2 separate regions of the Mus musculus genome follow, and region 1 is linked to region 2. The links are chromatin contacts, found by POLR2A ChIA-PET in ENCODE. All regions are on one chromosome and are shown on one strand. Each heading gives the region's core, a stretch centred on a gene start or an enhancer-like site at or near the end of the contact. The rest is flanking DNA. Distances are from core to core; before and after follow the strand shown.

What was found. ChIA-PET counts read pairs that join two places held with the same protein, here RNA polymerase II (POLR2A).
Region 1: POLR2A ChIA-PET joins it to region 2 with 12 read pairs in Patski. The contact joins the promoter of Kifc3 here to the promoter of Katnb1 in region 2. POLR2A ChIA-PET finds 5 or more read pairs at or near these places in 2 of 5 experiments (Patski and embryonic stem cell).

What each region holds. Positions count from the first base shown.
Region 1 is chr8:95,138,490-95,143,843 of GRCm38, reverse strand. It overlaps Kifc3 (kinesin family member C3), which reads left to right and starts at 1,287. Exons shown (of 22, transcript NM_001372314.1): 1 at 1,287-1,412. All of the region lies in intron 1 of Gm31036 (a long non-coding RNA gene), which reads right to left.
Region 2 is chr8:95,077,895-95,082,834 of GRCm38, reverse strand. It overlaps Katnb1 (katanin p80 (WD40-containing) subunit B 1), which reads right to left and starts at 1,634. Exons shown (of 20, transcript NM_028805.2): 1 at 1,531-1,634; 2 at 1-237. Drc7 (dynein regulatory complex subunit 7) reads right to left here. Exons shown (of 18, transcript NM_001042715.3): 18 at 4,694-4,939. The coding sequence ends at 4,846.

The DNA.
Region 1 (5,354 bases), core at 38-2,537, 61 kb before region 2:
AGAACAATAAATGTTTTTATTAGTTAAAACAAAACAAAACAAAACCTGACTTTGGCTTTGCTAGAAGGAAACTGAAGTTTATGTCAGTGTCCCAATCCTTAAGGAAGACAAGGTTTCTCCTTTTATATGCAAACTTAAATGCAGGACACACCCCTTCCCCTCGAATAGAGCCTTCAATAGATGAGACAGTGCTTGCTTCCAGCTGGGGGCCTACTGGCCAGGCCTGGCCTGGCACCAGGCACCCTGTGGGGCCTAAGTCCTTGTCTCTGTTTTTGCTCCAGATTCTTGACACGTGGCTCAGCAGCGGAAGCGGGAAGCAGGCCCAGAGGAGGCAGCAAGGCCCTCCCTAGGTCTCTCCTAGGCCATTTCTGGCAAGCCTGAAGGGGTAGACCCTCACCCTCCTCAGGTTATCTGGGGACCATCAGCCTCTGCGGGACAGGCTCCTGTGGCACATTCTCCTTCCGCACTCCGGAGTGGGCATACTGGGGCTGGAATAAATGCCTCTCTGTTTGGGAGACAAAGAACAGAGTGGCTCCTTTGGGTCAGCAGTCTCTCTTGGCTGCCTGAGCCTTCTCTCCCCCAGGCCTCTTCAGTGGCTCCTAGACGCCCCAGGAAGGAGCTTTTAAAGACAGACGGTGGAGCTGTTTTGCCGGAGCTTAAGGGAATGCGTTACCTTAACAAACCCCAAGCCTGCTGCTCAAGAAAATATTTATTGGTTGGGGGTGCAGGGGTGCAGCTGGCAAGGCAGGATGCCAGGCTGGGCACAGAGAGAGGGTGCACGCCTGTGTAACAGAGCAGGTGAACGTGTGGTATGCGTGTGCTCGATCTCGCGTGCAAGAGCTTGTGTGAGGAAATGTATTAAGATGTGAGTCTGTGTGTGTGTGTGTGCCAGTTGTGTGTGGATCCTAGCTGGCGTGCGTGAAACTTCTGCACCTGGGTTTGGGGTGGAGTACAAACCGTTTTGAGGGTGAGTGTTAACGTTAACTCCTGGGTAGGAGTAATGGGTGAGGGCGAGTGTGCAGGTACGCGGTGTGCAGTGGAGGGTGTGAGCCAGCTCGGAAGGGGCAGGCAAGGTGCGCCTGGGCTCGTGCACCAGTGGGTGTGCGCACAAGGGTGTACCAGCCTGTGTCGGGTGGATGGGTAGGATAAGAGGGGAGGCATGCGCCTGGGGTGGGCGCGTGCGCGAGAGTGCGCGTGCCCCCCTCCCGAGCCCGTTACCATGGGAACGCGCCGCGGCCTGAGTTAATCATTTCCTGTGGAAAGTGCGGGAGGGGCGGGCACGGGGCGGGCCAAGGAGGCAGCGGCGGCGGCGTGGAGCTGCCTCGCGCGGGCGGGCGGGCCGGAGCCGGCCGGAGCGGGCCGAGCCCGGGGCGCTGCGGTGGCGGCGCTGGGATCCTGTCTCCGCTAGGCCGGTGAGTCGGGTCCCGGCAGGCTGGGGGTGGAATGGGACGGGCTCCTCCCGGCGCTCCTGCTGGGCGCCGCGCCCGCCCTGCCTGAGGACCCCCTCTTTCCCCGACCCGGTGGGTGTTGCGATCAGGCCCCAAGAGACCCGGCTGAGCGCGGGGCTCCCACTGTATTGGTCCAACCGGAGGATCTTGCAGAGACCTGGGCGTGAGGGTGGCACAGCCTCTGGGGTAGCGCCACCAAGACCGACTCCTTGGAGGGGGAATGTGCAGTGCCTACCTGGGAGCTGCGGGTCAACCAGTGAACCCCCTCCCCCTGCAAGGGTCGCTTCCAGGAAGGCTACTGTTTGGGCCCTCCCTCTGTGTCCCCCGAGTAGTTCTCCCCCATCCCCCGGGCAAGGCCCGAGGTGGGGTGCGGCAGCCCCTAGGTTAGGAGGGAGGGCCTCAGAAATACCCTCTCAAGCTGAGAGGGATCAAGTCATTGACAGCTGCGGCTGAGGAATCCCTGCAGGGAGGGGAGCCCAGAAGCTGTCTGTCCCCTCAGCCTTTCCACTGCAAGTAACAGGAGAACTCTGGCTGACACAGTGAAAGGCCGGGTCCTGAGACATTTTAAAGAGGAAGCTGGATTTAAATTCTTAAGTAGTATTTGTCACCCTTCCAAAACATACACACACACTTTAATGCATTTCTCAAGCTTGGGCCTTGGGACTACCCCTAGCTTCACCTTCCTTAGTGTCCTTCTGCCCCAGACTGGGTAAATGCCCTTCCTAGTCTGGTAGGACTTATTCCCCATGCCCTTCATAAAGGGGCAGTCTCCTTGGCTAGAGAGAGTCATTTGCTAGGAATGCAGTCCCAGAATGGTTTTGTGTATTGGAGTGGTTGGACTTCAGGGTTTGGGGATGGTAAGTTCTGCTGTCTGTATGGGTACCAGAGAGCAGAAAATTTGAAATCTGGATGCACCAGAACATGTGTGTGCCAGGGATACCCTAACCCAGTCTAGCCATGCCCCCTCCCCCAAATGCTCACCCAGGAGAACTAAGCTATCCCCTGCAGTGGTGTATAGGTGACTATGAGGTCTACACACACACACACACACACACACACACACACACACACAGAGAGAGAGAGAGAGAGAGAGAGAGAGAGAGAGAGTGAGTCTTTGCCCTGTCTCTGGTTTAAGACAGGAGGAAGGCAGATCTACCATCCTTAGCTAAACCCAGAGAAGCACATGCCCCTCCCCCAAACAGCTTCCGCATTCACCCACCAATGGGACAGTTTACCAAGAGATAGCAGCATCTTGGGCCCTTTGCCTGTGTCCATACTTCATATGTGTATTTTCTGATGTCAGCCCTGAGAAGTACAGTTTTCACCACTTGATACATGAAGATGATAAGGCAAAGAGCAGGTAATTAATTCTTCTAGGTGGCGGAGCCAAGGTCTGACCTAGCCCATAGCTCTACTGCATGATTTCCAGGTCACTAGAGGTCCCAGGACCCCAGACCTAACACCTGTGTAAGGAGATGATGCACTTGTCTCTTGGCCTAGAACCCTGGGCTTGTTTGAGATTCCTTGATACTCCTGACCTCACACCCGGGTTTCCAGCTGCTAAATTCAGCTGCCTTTTCCTCTTGGGGACCTAGCACACACCCTTCCTCTTTCTCCAGGCTGCCGCTCCAACTTCCCTTCCTGATAGCACAGAAATATGCTCCCCCACCTCCTTGACTGAGCTGATCTCTCCTAGAATCCTCTGCCCGTCATGGTCTCAGCTTGGTACGAGCACCCACAGAGGATGGTCCTCCCAGCTTCACCCCCTGGCCTGCAGGGTCGGCTTCATGCACTGCATCAGGCCACCTGGGTAGGGCATTTGTATCTGCTCTCTGCTCCTCTGGCTTCTCCCACTTTACACCCATCTCAAGGCATCCATGGGATGGGGGATGGGGTTGATCAGCATCTTTCTGACCCCTTCCCCCCACATTCCTGTCCTCTCCCAGTGAGTACCCCACACTTGACTTGTCTTCAGTCAGGGGAGGAAGAGACATGACCCACTGTCTTCAGTACTTGCCCCTAAAAGCATCAGATCAAAAGTCTTCAGTCTCTGACTCCAGATTCTTGCTATTTGTTTCCTGTCTCTAGATGCATTGTTCCTGTACCTCTGTCTACCCCTACATGTCACCTCTCCCCTGTTCTATATAGCATATTCTCTCAGCTCCATCTCCTCATCATCCTGGCTGAACTTCCCTCTAAGAAGGAAACAGCTGCCTCCTAGGCCCTTTCCAGTCCCTTGAGTCGCTTTGAAACGGCTTTGCAACCTAGGCTGGTCTGGAACTTGCAACCTTTCTTTTTGTTTTTTCGAGGCAGGGTTTTTCTGTATAGCCATGGCTGTCCTGGAACTCACTCTGTAGATCAGGCTGGTCTTGAACTCTGCCTGCCCCTGCCTCCCGAGCGCTGGGATTAAAGGTGTGTGCCACCACGCCTGGCTAGAACTTGCAACCTTTTGAGTGCTAGGGAAGGTAGGTGTGAGCCCCTGTACCTGGCTGGCTCTCCCTGCTTTTGTTAAAGAGGTCCCTAGGGCTTTCTTTTAGTTGGCTATGGCTACCTGACTGTCCTGCCCTTCCTACTTGCTCTCCAGCCGCTTCTGAGGACTTCGTGTATGCGCTGACAGCTCCTGCCACTCTCAGACCTCTGGCCTTCAGGGACTGCTCCCCCCAACCCCGACCCTCCAACCCCATCCACGCCTGTCCTTACTTAATACCATTAATCTTGATAAAGAGTAATCCCCTCTTACTCCACCTTGCAGACTATACCCCACTTTTCGCAATAGTGACCTTTAGCTCTGAGTCTTGGTGGCTAGCCTGACTTTGGTTTGTGTGTGTGTACGTGTACATATGTGCACACATGTGCATGTATATGTATATACATGTAAATGTGTGTGTGTGTGTATACATGCATTTCAGGTTTCAGGATTATCCATTTAGTAAGCTATACTAGATCATGTGGGCATAGCATGTGGGTTGAACCCCTGATTCTCAGGAAGCCAGGGGGTGGGGCTGGACCCTGTTCAACACATGTTCTTGCTGCTCGGCAGGAAATGGTCAGTGCAGTGAGAGTGGGGAACCTGAAAATAGCCCACAATCCAGGTAGCTCTGTAGGAAGTCCCTTGGGTGCCCATCTCAGTCTTCAAACCCCAGGATGCCTTTCTAGTCTGACTTTACTTCTATGCCTGGTGTCACAGCCTGAATCTGGAGCAAAAGTTTGGTCAGCTCAAATATCCTTGAGGCTGCTCTGCACACAGTAGGTCCACAATAAAGATTTTTTTTTCCCCCCAGTGGGGAAGATGGTAACTCCCAGGACACTTATACTTCCCATAGCAGTGCTCCCAGGACATTTACACTTCCCATAGCAGTACTCCCGGGACACTTACACTTCCCATAGCAGTGCTCCCAGGACACTTACACTTCCCATACCACATGGTGCCTGGGAATCCCTCTGACCTCCCTATGACCTGTCCATACTTTGAAATTTGTTATTTTTGAGACAGGGCCTCACTATGTAGCCCTGGCTCTCCTGGTACTTGCTGCTTAGAACAGGCTGACCTTGAACTTATGAGGGATCTCTGCCTTGGGTGTGCTGGGATTAAAGGGTTGTGTCATCACTTCAATAAACCTTTACCTAACACTGTGACTGGACTTTTGAGGTCACTGACTTCTGCCAGGTGCCCAGCACATAGTAGGCACTCAATAAATGATTATGAATTAGGAGCTGAATGAATGCCTGGCCGGATGCCTGACACACCCTCAAGACTGAGTTACTTGAATGTATGAATGAACTGGCCCTGAGAATTTGCTGAATGTAAACCCAGCTTGCCCCTGGCCCCAAGCCAGCCCCTTCTGAGCCCCTCCTCAGTGAGATGCTAATACTCAGAGCTTTAGCTGCTGGGCCACTGGCTTGGGA
Region 2 (4,940 bases), core at 385-2,884:
GAGACCCCACCCACAAAACAGATTGTGCTTTCTCTGTGGGGTGGGGGTGGATCCCCCCCAGATCCGACAATCAAGTTGGCAGGGAGTTCCCACACATCCAGGCAGAGAGTCCGCCTCTCCTGGCCCAGGACTGCCTGGTGGTTTAGATCATCCGCTATCAAGCAGCAGCCTGGACACATAGGTCGGGATCCCAGATCATGGAATGTCAGGCTTGGACCATCTCAGCTCAACACTGGGCTAGAATGCAAGCAGAGGCGATGGTGGGTTAGGAACTGCTTGAGACGAGTTACAAGTCCCTGGGTCATCAAGGCCACTTGATACAGACTAGCCAGAGCCTCCAGGGCCTGGAGCTGCAGTGCACACTGGGTCTGAAAACCTGTGACTTAAGAGCCCAAAGATAAAAGACCTTCCCTAGGTAGCTGGGCCTGGTGGCTCACGCCTTTAACCCCAGCACTCAGGAGGCCAGCTAGAAGTAGGCAGATCTCTGTCAGTTCCTATCTCAAAGAAAAGAAGGAAGGAAGGAAGGAAGGACAGACTGACATAGGTAGGTGGAGAGGGGATGGAGAGACTGACTTCTCAGGGGCCTACAGTAATGCTCCTGGATGCTGGGTGTCCTAACTTGCCAACCCAGCACCTGCTATGGGGCAGAGAGGATCACATAACTGCAGTCCACTTGGATTTGCACCCCATGTATTGGATGGGGCACTGGAGTCTGAGGTTATGTTTTGGTGCCCATGAGAGGCATCCAAAAGGCAGAGAGACAGAGAGATACACGGAGACGAACAGAGAGACTGAGAGATAGGCAGACGTTCAGAGAGAGAGAGAGAGAGAGAGAGAGAGAGAGAGAGAGAGAGAGAGAACAGTAAAGGCCTTGGGAGGGGGTGATGTTGAGAGGATTCTGAGGGTCCAATCTTCTTGCTTCCTCCATCACCAACTCCCTGGTAAGGGAACCACGCCCACTCCCTGCAACTCTCAAGGGCATAGCTAGGAATTGAGTCTCCAGTCTAGGTGTGAGTCGGAATGACTCCTCAATTCTAAAAGGCCACAGCGTGGATGGAGCCTTCCACCGCCGCCACGGCCCTTCGCCTCTTGCCCAGGAGCTCTCTCGCTGGATTCTCTTTCTCCTGTTGCCTATGCTCCCGTTCTGGCACATCTTGAGCTTCCTTAGTTGGCCATGCTTCGCCAGACCCTCTTTACTTCTCTTGCCCCGCTGCTATCAGAATCCCCCATTCATTCGCTCTCCTGTTTCTGGAGCCCCGACTCAATACGATCCTCCGCACACCCTCAGCTCTGCTTCCGGCCCACCAGCTTTCCCTCTCCGGCCTCCACACACCCGTCCTGCTCGTTCATCCCAAACCTGCCACCGGTCCCTCAGCTTCGCTTGACCCTCCTCCCGTCTGCCTTGAGGGGCACTGGCTCCAGCCTGTCCTGGCCGAGAGCCTCCTGCCGGCGACCGGACTGTCCCCTCCAGGCTCGGCGAAGACTAGAGCCATTTTCCCTTTGCCTCCAAGACCCCGAGAGCCACTCTACCTGCAGCTGTAGCTCTGGAGGCCAAGGCTTCCCTCCAGGCGCGACCCCCACTTGCCTCCATCCTTTGCCCTGATTGGTCGCTGCTTGACAACCGACCCTCACAACAAAACCTCCGGCCTAGAGTCCCTCCCACTTCACTTCTTACACCAATCAGTCGCCACGGACGCCCCGCCTTCCTCTAGAATTGACCAATGGAAGCAAGCGCTTCCGCCGATTTACGTAACTACCCGCCTCCTTTCCCCGACTCAGACTAATCACGAGAAAGAAGCGCTTACGGACCGCCCTTAGGTCCCAGAAGAACCAATACAGGCTTCTGCGTTCTTAGTCCCGCCCCCAGTCAGGCTTGGTTTTTTCCGCCCTTTTCCTGCATTTCCTGGAACCCGGTTGTGTTTAAAAAATCCGCGAGCTGCACCCGATGGCGGCTGCGCCAATCACTTCAGCAACAGCTCTGGATTGACCAATAAACGTTAGTGTTATTGGAGAACCAGCTCTGAGATAGCCAATGGAAAGGGGACTTCTAGAGTGGTATGAAGTTGCAGATCTTCCATATTGAAACAGGGCTGCCAGGACCCCGCCCTCAGACTGTGAGTGTCGCCCGCGTAGTGGGAGGACTTGGCTCTTACTTGGATCCACACGTCTCCTGGAGTTCGCTGACCTCGAGGGAAACAGAGCTTAGTTACAGTGGGGTCGATGTCGAGCCCAGGAGTTCGTCCCTAAGATCACAGTAGCACAGTGGGATGAGTTAGGCTTGTGTCTGCTCGCCTGCGTGCGGAAGTAAAACTACGGAACCGGAGAAAGGCTAATATCTGTGACAGGACAGACAGGTTGGGATGGGGACAGGCTACATAACCCACCATGAGTTCGGGTCCCCCCCTTACTGAGAAACTCGGTCCCAGCCCTTTGCAGAAATAACCTCCAACTCTGGTCTATCCTACACTCACTCCCCTCTGGTCGGGGCTGCTGCATCTGGCGTTCTCCTCTACACAGTCCGGAACGGGAGGAATTTCCCATTTCTAGACGAGGAAACAGATGCTGTGGTGAAAAAGACCAGACATTTGGAAGATCGGACCCAGGACTTAAACTTTTGTTCTTAAAGGCAAGGCACACAAAGTCCCTATTAAATGCAAAACCTTTACGGGAACAAAAGTCACCCACCAGCCTAATGGGAAGTCGGCCCTGCGTAGAAATGGGTAATTATTAAGAGACCTGGATTTGGAGAATAACATTTGATCAAAACTTTGTACTTTGCTGTTCCCGCAACTTTTTATTTAAAAAAAAAAGTCAAATTCTTCATTTTGACACATTTTGCCTTATCTGCTTTGTTTATACAATTATATGTACATTACAGATCCTAAGACATTTCAGTCATGGCAACACTGAGCCTGAAGATCGTTAAGGGCCCTTAGTCACATAACCAATGTCACCACCCCTGAAATAACTTCATTCTCTAACATGCAGACTATATTAAAATGACTGTCACCATCCCCAATACACATAACTTATAAGCAGGAACAAGACTGGGGATGTAGCTCAGTGATAAGAGAGTCTTGACTGGTATGTAGGAGGCACTAGGTTCAATCCCCAGCACTGGAAATACAAACTACCTAGGACCAAGAGAAATGGCAAGGCTCAGTGGCTAAGAGTGATTGCAGTGCAAGAATGAAGACCTGAGTTCAAATCCTCACGACCCATGTAAAAATCTGGGCATGGTGCATGTGTGCTTATAAGGAGCAGTGTTATAGGGAGCAGAAACAAGAGGATTACTAAGATTGTTGGTTGTCATCCTAACTACGGGTTCAGTGAGAGACCCTGACTCGAGGGAATAAGGTGAAGAATGTCAGAGGACAATGCATAGTGATACAATGGGACATGTGTACACACACACCACACATGTGGGGGGCGGGGCACAGTATCTTTATAGGAACCAGACAAGATTCTGCACTCTTGGCATACTTGACTCTTCTAAGATCATCCTATTTCTGTCTCTTGGATCTCCCACTACCCTTCCTCTCTCTCTTCTCTCCTCCCTCTGTATCAGGGTCTCACTTTGTAGATCAGGCTGGCCTTGGACTGACAGAGATGAAGAGCTGGCATTAAAGGCATGGGCTACCACATGAGCATGCACCCCTGGCTTTAACCATGGGTTTGGAACTATGCATTAAAGCTTACTGGGCTCATCTTTGAGTGAAAACAATGACTGCCCCGCAACCGGAATTCAGCAGCAGCCAGTAATTCAACAAGAAGAGAGCCCCAGGAGTCCCTCCCTGATACATGATTGCCTAACCACTGGCCCAGGTAGTACAGGCAACCACAGCCGCTGTGAGACCTGTCTTGAGTGTGTCATGCCCTGGAGAAGATTACAGGCAAGGTCTTCTTTTCTTCTTCTTCTTCTCCTTCTTCTTCTTCTTTCCTTCTTTTCTTCTTCTTTTCTTTTCTTTTCTTTTCTTTTCTCTTCTTCTTCTTCTTCTTCTTCTTCTTCTTCTTCTTCTTCTTCTTCTTCTTCTTCTTCTTCTTCTCTCCTCCTCCTTCCCCTCCTCTTCCTCTTCCTCCTCCTCCTTCTTGTTTTAATTATTTATGTGTATATGAATACACTGTTGCTGTCTTCAGACACACCCGAAGAGGGCATCTTATTACAGATGGTTGTGAGCCACCATGTGGTTGCTGGGAATTGAACTCAGGACCTCTGGATGAGCAGTCAGTGCCATCTCTCCAGTCCCTTTTATTTTTTGTTTATTTTTTTTTTTAAACAGAGCTTCATGTGACCCATGTAGTTGAAACAGATTCCTTATGTAGATGAGACAGATCTTAAACTCTGATCCTCCTGCTTAGATTACAGGCATGGGCTACTATACCCAGTTTTCTCTGCTTTTTAAGTCTTACTTCAGGAAACATGGATAGCCCCATTTCACAGGTGGTAAATGAAAGAGGAACTTGGATTCTGTCTCTTGTCCTCTAATATCAAGCCGCCTGGTCCTGGGGTGTGTTCCTTAGCTAAGCCGCTCTCACTTTAGGAGCTGCTCCACCATCAACACATTGAGCTCTCAGCAGATCTTGGCAGGTGACCATGGAACCATCTGGAGAGCCAACACTTGATAATCCAGAAGAGAAGATGACAGAAAAAGATTTAGGGTGGTGTAGATTGGAGCTTGTAAACACTGAAGTATAAATGGCAAACAGGAAATGCATTTATTTGAGGGAGGCTATGAGGGATAGGGAGGTAGTGTGGCAGCGAGGCTAGTATAGGATCATAGTGGTTGGGGAGAAGGGAGAGACTCCATTCTCTGGCAGGGTCTGCCGTAGTTCCAGGAGGGGCCATCAAACAAAGACTTTTACGAAGTCTATTAAGCGTGGGTCTTTGTAGAGCTTTTCCTCCAGCGCCAGGTACTTCAGTGGAGCCAGCTCTTTGTGCC